Linked DNA regions of Mus musculus: region 1 is linked to region 2. The links are chromatin contacts, found by Hi-C in ENCODE. All regions are on one chromosome and are shown on one strand. The core of a region is the stretch at or near the end of the contact, and the rest is flanking DNA. Distances in the headings are between cores, read along the strand shown.

The links. A loop is a pair of places that touch in the nucleus more often than their neighbours do.
Region 1: a map of left cerebral cortex shows a loop between it and region 2 (2.5-fold over the local background). The contact joins the promoter of Spon1 here to the promoter of Btbd10 in region 2. A Hi-C loop is called at or near these places in 5 of 37 maps with a recorded cell type or tissue (heart and left cerebral cortex).

Annotation. Positions count from the first base shown.
Region 1 is chr7:113,763,948-113,769,106 of GRCm38, forward strand. Spon1 (spondin 1, (f-spondin) extracellular matrix protein) reads left to right here and starts at 2,051. Exons shown (of 16, transcript NM_145584.2): 1 at 2,051-2,619. The coding sequence starts at 2,382.
Region 2 is chr7:113,366,392-113,371,767 of GRCm38, forward strand. It overlaps Btbd10 (BTB (POZ) domain containing 10), which reads right to left and starts at 2,948. Exons shown (of 11, transcript NM_133700.2): 1 at 2,808-2,948; 2 at 2,481-2,567.

The sequences.
Region 1 (5,159 bases), core at 801-3,300, 400 kb after region 2:
TCATGTCTGCCTTTAGAGAGCCTTTACAACACTAGAGATGGGTGGATGGATGGATAGATGGTTAGATTGATGATGGATGGATAGATGATTGGATGGATGCATGATGGATGGATGGATGGATGGATAGATGGTTAGATTGATGATGGATGGATAGATGATTGGATGGATGGATGATGGATGGATGGATAGATGGTTAGATTGATGATGGATGGATGGATGAATGGATGATGGATGGATGGATAGATGGTTAGATTGATGATGGATGGATAGATGATTGGATGGATGGATGGATGGATGGATAGATGGTTAGATTGATGATAAATGGATAGATGATTGGATGGATGGATGATGGATGGATGGATAGATGGTTAGATTGATGATGGATGGATGGATGGATGGATGATGGATAGATGATGAATGGATGGATGATGGATGGATAGATGATAGATGGATGAATGGATGATGGATGGATGGATGGTTGGTTGGTTGATGGATGATGGATGAATGGGTGTATGTGGAGGAGCAAATCTCTACCCAAGGTATTTGGAAAGAAAGACATGGTGGTTGGATAGATGGATGCATTCAATGAATGATGGATGGGTGGATTGTTGAATGGATGGATGAATTTTTTTCCTGTCTTCTAGTGCTAGGCATAGAGCCTAGATTCAGGTACATGCAACAAAGCTTGCTGGGGGGAATGGGAACCCAAACATGGAGTCAGTCTAGAACCCTGAGTCAGCTGGCTCACTCTACAGTCCAGATCTGAAGATGCACATAGGAGAGAGCTGGTCTGTTGGATCAGAGGCTGAGGTCCAGTTCTCATGCTTTCTCCTAAGGCTGAGAAGTACACAAGGCCTTCCACAAGGCTTATTCCTCAGTGACTTCTGAAAGATAGCATCCAGTTGACGGTGGTAGTACAAGTCACACCATAGGACTGAGGGATCAGTGGTTAGTGGATGGGGTGAGGAATGGAATTTCCAGTATTGATGGCTCTATTGGGCTGTTTGTAATCTAAGAGGAAGAGGAAAGGCGAGTCTGGAAAGTGGACGAAACTGCTTGTTAGATGCAGGCACTTGAGAAGTATTCAAGGCCCTGGGAAGAATAAAGGAGAATAATGCAGCCTTTCAGGGCATTGGGGGCAGGGGAGGCTTGTGTGCAGCAATGGCATTCAGGTATCTTCAAGTAGGGTGTCTCCTGAGGCAAAGTATTCCACATGAGAGATTTTGCCAAATTTCGGCATACACAGCTCTGGTTCAATAGCTGCCGCCCGCTCCTGCCCCATGCTTCCTGGGCAGGGAACACGCTTGGAAAGGATGTCTGACCTAACCTCACAATGGATAAATGACAAGGCTGAGGCAGAGAGACATTGAGAGAGATTCCGGCTTATGGCCTCTCCCAAAAACCTGTCCCTGGAGGCTAAGAGCCTGAACTAAATATCTAAGCCAAGAAAACACAGGCCCTTCTTTGAACATTTCAAAATGGCCAGGCTCCTAAGCAATAGACACTTATTTTTGTAAGCCCCCTCCTTCTTAAAACCTCACAGTTTATGATTGCTTAGATACACTGCTGAATAAACTAATATGTAGCAAAAAATATTTTCTTCAATAGTAACTTTTCCTCTTGTTTTAAAAGAAAAACATTTTAAAAAATCTTCAAAATTATGGCCAAGGCATTGTGCCAGCTGCTCTCAGGGCCTAAGTCTCGGGCTCCTTGCTGGTCCTCTAGCGTGATATGTTATATGGTGGCCTGGTAAGAGGCAGCGGGCCAGCACAGCAAAGGTGGCCTGCGGGGATCTGCTTGTCTATAAATAAATGATTACGGTGTGTGGCGCTAGTGCACGTGGTAGACTGATGCCGCCGCGGGGAAACCTTGCAGCAGCGCAGCCTGGCACTGAGTAGGTTTGCAACAAAAGTTAAGTTGGCAGGCTTTCCCTCCTCAGAGCACTGTGGTCCACAGGACCCAAGCTGGAACTGGATACCGAGGAAGCAGCCTCGTTGGTGGCAGGGTAGATTGAGCCAGCACGTGTCTGCGTATCCCGGCTCTCTCCCACCAGACCCTGGGAATCCAGCTTCACAAAACAAACACCAGAGCGCCCGCTAATCGCCAGCTCAGAAACAAAACAGCACTGCGCTGGGGGATCCGGGCGCAAATCAGCCCTCCCTCTTCGCGCTCCTTCGCCACCGCCCGCCCCTCAGCTCCGCTGCTCGGCTCCGCTCAGAGCAGCGCAGCTCCGCAGCCGCCAAAGCGAGGCGGGCACGGTCTCCCCACCGCCAGCGCCACCCGGGCTCCTCCAGGTTTCGCCTCTGCAGCTCCCGTCACTTGGAGCAGGAGTGTCCTGACAGGGTCTGCAACATCCGCATAAAGTTGGGGGGCCCTCGAGGATGAGGCTGTCTCCCGTGTCCCTGAGGCTTAGCCGGGGTCCGGCGCTGCTGGCCCTCGCGCTGCCCCTGGCCGCAGCGCTAGCTTTCTCAGATGAGACCCTGGACAAAGTGACCAAGTCGGAGGGCTACTGCAGCCGCATCTTGCGCGCCCAGGGCACACGGCGTGAGGGATACACGGAGTTCAGCCTCCGCGTGGAAGGCGACCCTGACTTCTATAAGCCAGGAAGCAGCTACCGAGGTGAGTGGAATGGCGTTGGGGACCGGAGATCTAGGAACCCCTAGGGCACTGACCCGAGCAAGGCTGGAGCCGGGAGCGCAGTCCCCGAGTGTACCACGTCTGCGCATCCCAGCCCGGGGCCGTGACCTGGCTGCCCTGAGCCCCTTAGCTGCCAGCTCTATACTATACCCAACAAGACAGTGTCGGGGGAGGAGGGGGCCGTCGGGGAGGCTACAGGCAGGAGAGACAGCCCCGGTCTCCAACGCAGGGTTCCCGAGCCGGGGAATACAGCCGAGCCACACATCACACCAGCCTGGCTGGGAGGGAGCCCGACTTCGCTCCAGCTGTTGGCGAGAGTGAAGTACACACACACATTTCTCCTTATCGCTCTCTGGGGAAGAGGGTACTCTCAGGTGGGTCCCAGGTAGGGCATCTCTTCCCATGGTTTTCATCCTCGAAGGAGAGATACCAGCTTCTAGATCAAGCAGGACTCTCACTTCCTGGATGGGTCCCTAACCAGTCTCAGGTTAGGGGAAGGAGGAACCTGAAGGGTCCACAGAAAGATCCCCGAATTACTCTCTTATGTCCCAGGAGAAGACAGAGACCCTTGGATTTCCAGGACAGGTTTCAATGGCAATAGGGTCCTCAAAAACAAACAAACAAACAAACAAACAAACAACCCAACACGGGTAGTCTCTCAATGGAAGGTGGAATGTGACGATAGAAAACAGACCCAGGATTCCCAGAACGCGATTCTGATTCTGGCGGCCTAGACGCTGTGCGCCCTGGGGATGCCCAGCTTTACGCAGCTCAGTAGAGAGTAGGGCTCAGAGCACAGGGAAAGGCAGTACAAGCAGGTGGGCGATTTCTGGCATGACCAACAGCTAGGCCCACACCCACCTGAAGACTCCAGTCACCTCCTCCTCCATCCTCACACTCCCTGCTTAGTAGGTCTATAGGCTCCCCAGATATCTTTTCCTTTTTCTTTCTTTCTTTCTTTCTTTCTTTTTTTTTTTTTTTTTTTAAACAAGCATTAGCTGGCTGTCCCCAGGCAGGACCCTGGGGAAAATTACTATATTTTACCTAGGGTCTCCTCCAGAGCCCTAAGTCTGCTTGGTGCCTGATGGGGAAGAGCAGATCACTGGAGAACTTGGCGGAAGAACTGGGCTTCCAGCTGCTGCCTTCCTGGTTCCCCCAGAGAGTTGCGAGAGGAAATGGTTGGGAGCACTGGGAGAAAGTTTGGGGCAGTACCAGACCCAGCGACTGCACTTCCCAGAAAGTGGCTTCTGTTTTCCTGGTCGGGTTGGTGGAGTTGTAATTCTCCACTCCAAACTATGCACTCAGGCTCCAGGCACCGACTCCCTCAGCCCCTCAGCCCTTGACCAGGATCGGCTTTGTTCCTTAAGGAGTCCACAAGATCCTTCTTTCCGAAGAAAGATGTTGGATTAAAAAAAAAAAAAAAGCTCCCAGCCAGGGAGGAAGCACACAGCTTGGTGAAAGGAGTCTCAGACCTGGCAGTGCAGGACAAACTGATACTCGCCTAACCTGGGGCAGGTCAGACCAAAAGGCAAGAACGCCTCAGGGCCCCCTGCACACAGTCCTGAGTTAACTGGGAAAGCAGAGGGAAAGGGATGACTGGGAATGAGAGGGCCTGGGTTTAGCAGCTGTGTGACTTCGTGCAAGCCATTTGATTTGCCTGAGCCTGTTTCCTAGCCTGGAAAAAAAAAGCTGTGTTCTCATACAAAGGTGAGTGTGTCAAAGAGACAGCAGGTTCCCAAATATTCATTAGTTTAGGTAGAGTGACTTTTCTTTATTGACTTAAAAATGGGGGTTTTTTGTCTCCGCTCATTGCATTCAGTGTGTGCTCTCTTCTGGTTGAAAAGTTTGTCAACATTCCTCCAGTCCAACTACCAGAGAACAAATGGTTGCCCTTTTCTGGCTCCTCATGAATTTATTTAATGAATGAGTGAATGGTGATTTCTTCATACTTGTCTATGACTATTCTTAATTTAAACCCAAGAAGAGGGCGCTCTCTCTCTCTCTCTCTCTCTCTCTCTCTCTCTCTCTCTCTCTCTCTCTCTCTCTCTCTCTGTGTGTGTGTGTGTGTGTGTGTGTGTTGATTTTGGCTAAGCAGGAACATCCTGGAATCCCCTCTCATACCAGTCCTGTTTGGCTGAGCACACACTTCAGCGCTGGGAGGGAGGCACATTCCACAATCACATGTCCAGAGAAGTTCCAGAAGTTTTAGGTAAAGCCAAGGCCTAGCAGAGATGACCTGAGACCAGACCGGGGCCCTGGACTATACCCTTGAGTTTTGAAATATGGTGATACCTGCTCAGGCTGTAGGTGGGGATAACGTCTTTACTCCCTCCAATGGCCAGGATATCTTGAAATAAAGACCTAGGGAGAGGCATGCTAAAATCTTCTGGGTAGGTGTTCTGTAATTAACACAGCAGTTTCAGAGTTATAAAGAAAAGGCACTAGCTTAGTTTGTGACATTTCCCATTAGATTATAGTTCCTTACAATATCACATTAAAGTAAATTTAGTGTCTTCTCCTAA
Region 2 (5,376 bases), core at 1,698-4,197:
TATTCAAATCCTGAGATGGACTATAGAGGGTATCCTGGACTTAATTTTACATATTAGGTACAAGTGTAATAAAGACCTTCTAAATAAACTAATATACTCTTTTAAGATACTTATAAATCAAATAATAAGCACAAATCAATAAAGTTTCTTCAGTTATTCCCGTAGTAAAATGTTAATATAGTCCCTCTTAAAGTATATATTTCAAGGTTATCAGTATATGCTTGCAACTGTGACAAGTACCAAATGAATTCTCATGTATACATATCTATGGGAAACTTTACTGGTTAGGCACAGTAACAATAATTAACAGTAAGATAGGAAAATTGTAATATACCCTAGTAAAACATTTCTGTGACTAGAGTATACATCTTAGCAACTTTAGCATGATTTTTTTCTTTCCCTATAAAGTTAGGGATGTTCACTTTTCTCACATACAAGCAGCATATTATGGCTTCTTGTTGACATAGACGAATTAGTAACAGCACTACTTTTGTACTGTGGGCCATCATTAAATAAAATAAGGGTTCTTGACCACACTGTAAAATTATCAGTCAGTCTGATAAACAAATTACTACTAAAGTAGCAGATGGATGGGAGCATATCCTAGTCAGATTCACTGGAGAAAGGGGTGGTTTACATTCCAGGCAGGGTAGTGTGAGAAACACGATTTTATCATTGAACTTGGAATAGTATGCAATTTAAAAATTATGTGCTTCTTATTTATAGATTTTTTTTTCCATTTAATGATTTCAAACCAGCAATAAACTACAAAAAAAACAAAAGTGTAGACAGACAATGAGAGACTACTTTAGAAATTATCTGTTTAATCTGTAGCCCTATATTTAAAGGGCACTAAACTATTTTATTAAGAGCTGACATTTTTTCACAGTCTTTCTAAAAATTTGTAATTCCAAACTGACATAGTTGACTTAAGCTTGTTTCTAGTTATAAAATTAATTCTGACCTATATACAGCTTCCTAAACCAAGACATAAAACATAGCTCTAAAATACTTTTATGTTAAAATACAACTGGGTTTGGCTGGGTCACATGAAGGTATCTTTGTTTTACTTGTCAATATTTCAAATATCAGGAAGTCGCACTTAAAATTCTAGAGTTCCTATATTCTTTTAAGAAGGCTGACAACTGACTGCACATTCATACAATTAATCAGACGGACTGAATACGGCTCAGAGGAGAGAAGCTCTCTAGCGCACTGACATGCTCATTATCTGCCTAGTACCTGAAGGCATGTGAAACTTACTCATTCTTATCTCTCTGAGAGACAGAGTATCTCCAGTTCAGTTGTACACTCCATGAGACCATTTAAATGTAAATGGTCACAAAGCAGACCACAGTTCTTTGTGATTTCATTTAATGTTTAAAAAAATACACAAGTCTTTGTGAAGAACAGAACAAAATTCAGACTTGTGGGAGGATAATACAGGAGGTAAAAAGCCTACCTGGAAGTTTGAATAGTGTGAAAAAATGTCTAACAAGCAAAACATCTCGCAGAACTTTCTGAACTCCGTTGCTCTGGGTCCTAACCACCCTCATGTTCCTGAAGCTTCCTTCTTACCTTTTCTCAACCCATAAGAATAAGCGCTGAGTACTAACCTCTGTGTTAGAAAAAACGATTAAGCCTAAAATCTCCAAAATTAACTGTCCTCGAAAACTATATTAACTCATCTTTACCTCCCATTTAGTAATTTTCCAAGTACTTTCTACTGCTTTCTGCTTAATATTCAGCATCAGTCCTTGGTTCAATGCCCACGGTTGAGTTCTAGATGGACTCTCCAGCGCAGAAACTTGTTCAGTCTTTACATTCACATGTCTTATTTTATCTTTCCATCCAATTTCTACAGTCTATTTCATTCAAAATTCATCCCTAAACCCCTCTCTAAAAAGTTTGGATCAAATTGGGCTGGTGGGGCAAGAGAAGAGTGGGAGGCAGGCAAGAACAGAAAGAAACCCAACTGCCAATCAATACACTGTACTGCTTCATTCAGATTGTTAGCTGAAATAAAAAGCGTGCAGACTCTTACATGGCTATAAAATAATTTCCTATACTAAATGCACAAAGTGGAAAACTTTTTTATAGCCTGGTCGTGGACTCCAAATACCAATAAGAGGCTAAGACTCAAAATTTTAAAGAGATAAAAAAAAAAAAAAAAAAAAAAAGACATGGGAACCCGGGAAAGACCGAGGTTAGGCACAGCACACTAACCCACATTGACAAACTAAGTGAAATCTCAGGTCCCCTCCAGCCCATACCCCAAAATCAGGGGTGTCAGAGGGCTTGTGACTCACAGAGAATAAATCTGAACCTTTTCTGGGCAAGTTAGAGTGGGAAACCAAGCTTTACCCTCGTTGAAACGGTTACAGAATAAAAGCACACAGCAGCACATCACAGGTGTCTCATCCTCCATCCAAAGGGCAACTCCCCCACCACCTTATCCCCAAACTGGGAGCCTTACTCACCGCCCTATTGTGATGCGCCTTCTTCGGTTTGTCGCCGCGGTGACCCAAAGATGACAGGAAAGGGGCGGGGCACTGGGTTACTCTGCCCTGGAAAGGAGGTGTGAGAAAATAGCTTTTTTTCCCCTGGGAAAAGGCCTCCAGACTCCTAACCCAAAAAGCAGCTCCCTTCCCCGCCTCTCCGGACCCGGTGCTCAAGCGGGCAGCCCCGAGCACCGCGCCCCACGCTCCTGGAGCCGCCGCCAGCCTCCCGGAGCCCGGTTCACAGCAGCTAGCCTCGCCCTCGGCTTCCACTACAAACCCAGCCGCCCGCACCCGGCCCGCTCCAACCTGCTGGCCCCTGAGACGTCCACCGAGGGTCTTGGGGAAGAGCTCCAAGAGAGAGCGACGCTCCGCTCCCTCCGCCCACTGAACCGGACCCCTCCGGTGCTAGGTGTGAGGCGGCCGCTCCACCGGCTGCGCCTACCAGAGCCGCCCCGGCAGGTTGCAGGCCGGCTCCTTAGCTGCTTCTCGCGAGACTTCGCATTAGGAAGAGGTGAGGCGAAGCGAGTTCTCGCGCGAAGGACGGAGCTCCTCCCACAGTAGGCGTGTCACCGGGGCACTGAGAGCCTGAGTAGTGTCTCCGCGGTCTCGGTTGGCAGTGCTGTCCCGTAGCTTCCCCGCGAGCGCTTCTCTGCGCGGTGAGCCAAGAGCAGTCTCAGGCCACCTCCACACCTCTGAGCACACCCTCACTCCACGCTTCCTGTCACCGTTAGGCAAAAGCCGGACGGCGTCTCCGGGCCAGTAAAAGCAGTGCCTGGGAGTCTTCTTCTAGGAGAGCGTTTCTGTCAGCAGGGCGAACGCCCGGGTCGCCTTCCTCCGCGGGGTCCGCGAGCTGGTACGGGCAGCACGAGGCGTTGGCAGGCGGTGGTCCGGAGGTCGCCGCTTCCCCGCGGCCGCCGCTTGGTTTGCAACGCTCTGCTTGGTTTGAAACCCTCTGTTGTTGGCGGGAACCGGTGCACCAGCTGACACGCCTGCGGTGGCGCCACCTCTGGGACGCGGAGAATCAGCTGAATGGGTTGAGTTTCTGGCGGGCAAAAGCTCGCCAAAGTAGCACTCCGGTGTCACCGAACCCACCGTGTGCCTGATGGGAGGCTCTAAAAGAGATGGAAAAGTGAGGAAGTCACCTCCCCGGCGCTCAAAACTCTCCCCTCCCGGGACTCAGACCCACAGAGGAACGGATAATCCTCTTTATGCTTGCTACAGAACATACTCCCCTTAGTGAGTGAGCTGTAGGAGCTGATCTGAGACAATCCTGTTGAGAACCCCTCAGTGCAGTTGCTCGCTCCTCTGGTCTTGGGATTGCGAAGGGTGGCAGAAGCTGAAAGATTGAGTTCCAGGTGTTTCTGGGCTAACGTGAGATCTCATCTCAAAAAGCAGCCCTCCACTAGGGAGTGGCATTTGAGTCCAATTTTAAAGATCAGTAGAAGTTCCCCCATTTTGAGAAGAGAGGGAAGGGCATAAACAAAACCCAATACATGTTTCAGTATTTTGGTAAGAAAACTGTTTTGTGAAAAGAACTTTGTTTAAAATCTAGTTACTGTAAGAAAAAATTCCTTGGGTCCCATATGTGATACCACGTGTTTTTCAAACCAACATTTATGCTAAGTAAATTATCATTTGAAGTGGAAAACTGGTAGCAGGCATACTTTCCTCCTGAAAATGCTTAAATATCAGAGACCAAAGGAAGACAAAGATTATTGTTACATAGTGTACACGTTTTTTTATAGCCAACATTCTACATTCTTGGAAATTGCTGAAAATCTTAAAAACATTGTAAAAAGAGCAAGCTAATGAGGCTTGAATATGAATAATGTTCAAAGAAACCTCAAGGAAACCCTCAACAATAGCAAAGTCCTCCCCAATCTTGATACAGTTTTCTGTAATTTATCTCAAATAAAGTAACTGTAGCACAAGTTGGGGGTAAAGATCAAACTGGATTCTTCATTCCCTTATGTCTAAATTGAAGCTGTCATTTTTCTAATGAAAGGTTTTGACCAGGCCATGGTGCATGCCCTTAATCCCAGCACTCAAGAGGCAGAGGCAGGCAGTTATGTGAGTATGCAGTTGCATATGTGTGCATGCTGTGGAGGCCAGAAATTGATGTTGGCATTTCCCAGTAATCCTCCACTGTATTTTGGGAGACAGTGTCCCTCACTGAATTTGGAGCTCTTAAATTCTGCTAGGCTGGCTAGCCAGCCAGCTCCAGGGATCCTCTTGTGTCTGTTTCACCAGCACTGGTTAGGAACTCAGTTCCTAGTGCTTGTGTGGCAAGCACTTCATCAGTTGTGCAAATCTCACAACCTAAATAACCTAAGTTAATTGATTTTTTTTTTGTTGTTGTTGGTTGGTTGGTTTGATTTTTGAGGCAATCTCAAATACTTCTAGCCTAGGCTGGCCTAAAATGCACTATATAGCTTAGCTCAGGTTAGCTTCCAACTTGAAGTAGTTATTCTGCCTCAGCCCTCTTGAGTACTGGGATTATATCTATGACCAATTGAAATCTATCCCAAATCAAGGTTCTTTTATTACACTGCAATCCTAATTGCTAATATTAAATCTCTAAGTCACACTTGTCACACAGCAAAAATGAGCTACACAACAGAAAAGAAAAAAAACAAAAAACGTCCAGTGTTGTGTTTTATAAAAAAGAAAGAAGAAAGAAAGAAAGCCAGCCAGCCAGCCAGGAATATTCTTGGCCAGGGATCTATATGGTGAGGTAGAAGGGGGGTGCCTCTGTGGGCCCATGCTGAGTCATCCCTTCTCCCTGAGGTACCAGCTATAGTATAATATATATGGATATAGTATGGAATAGAGTTTATTTAGGGCATGGAGAGGGGAGTTGAGGGAGTAGAGGAAG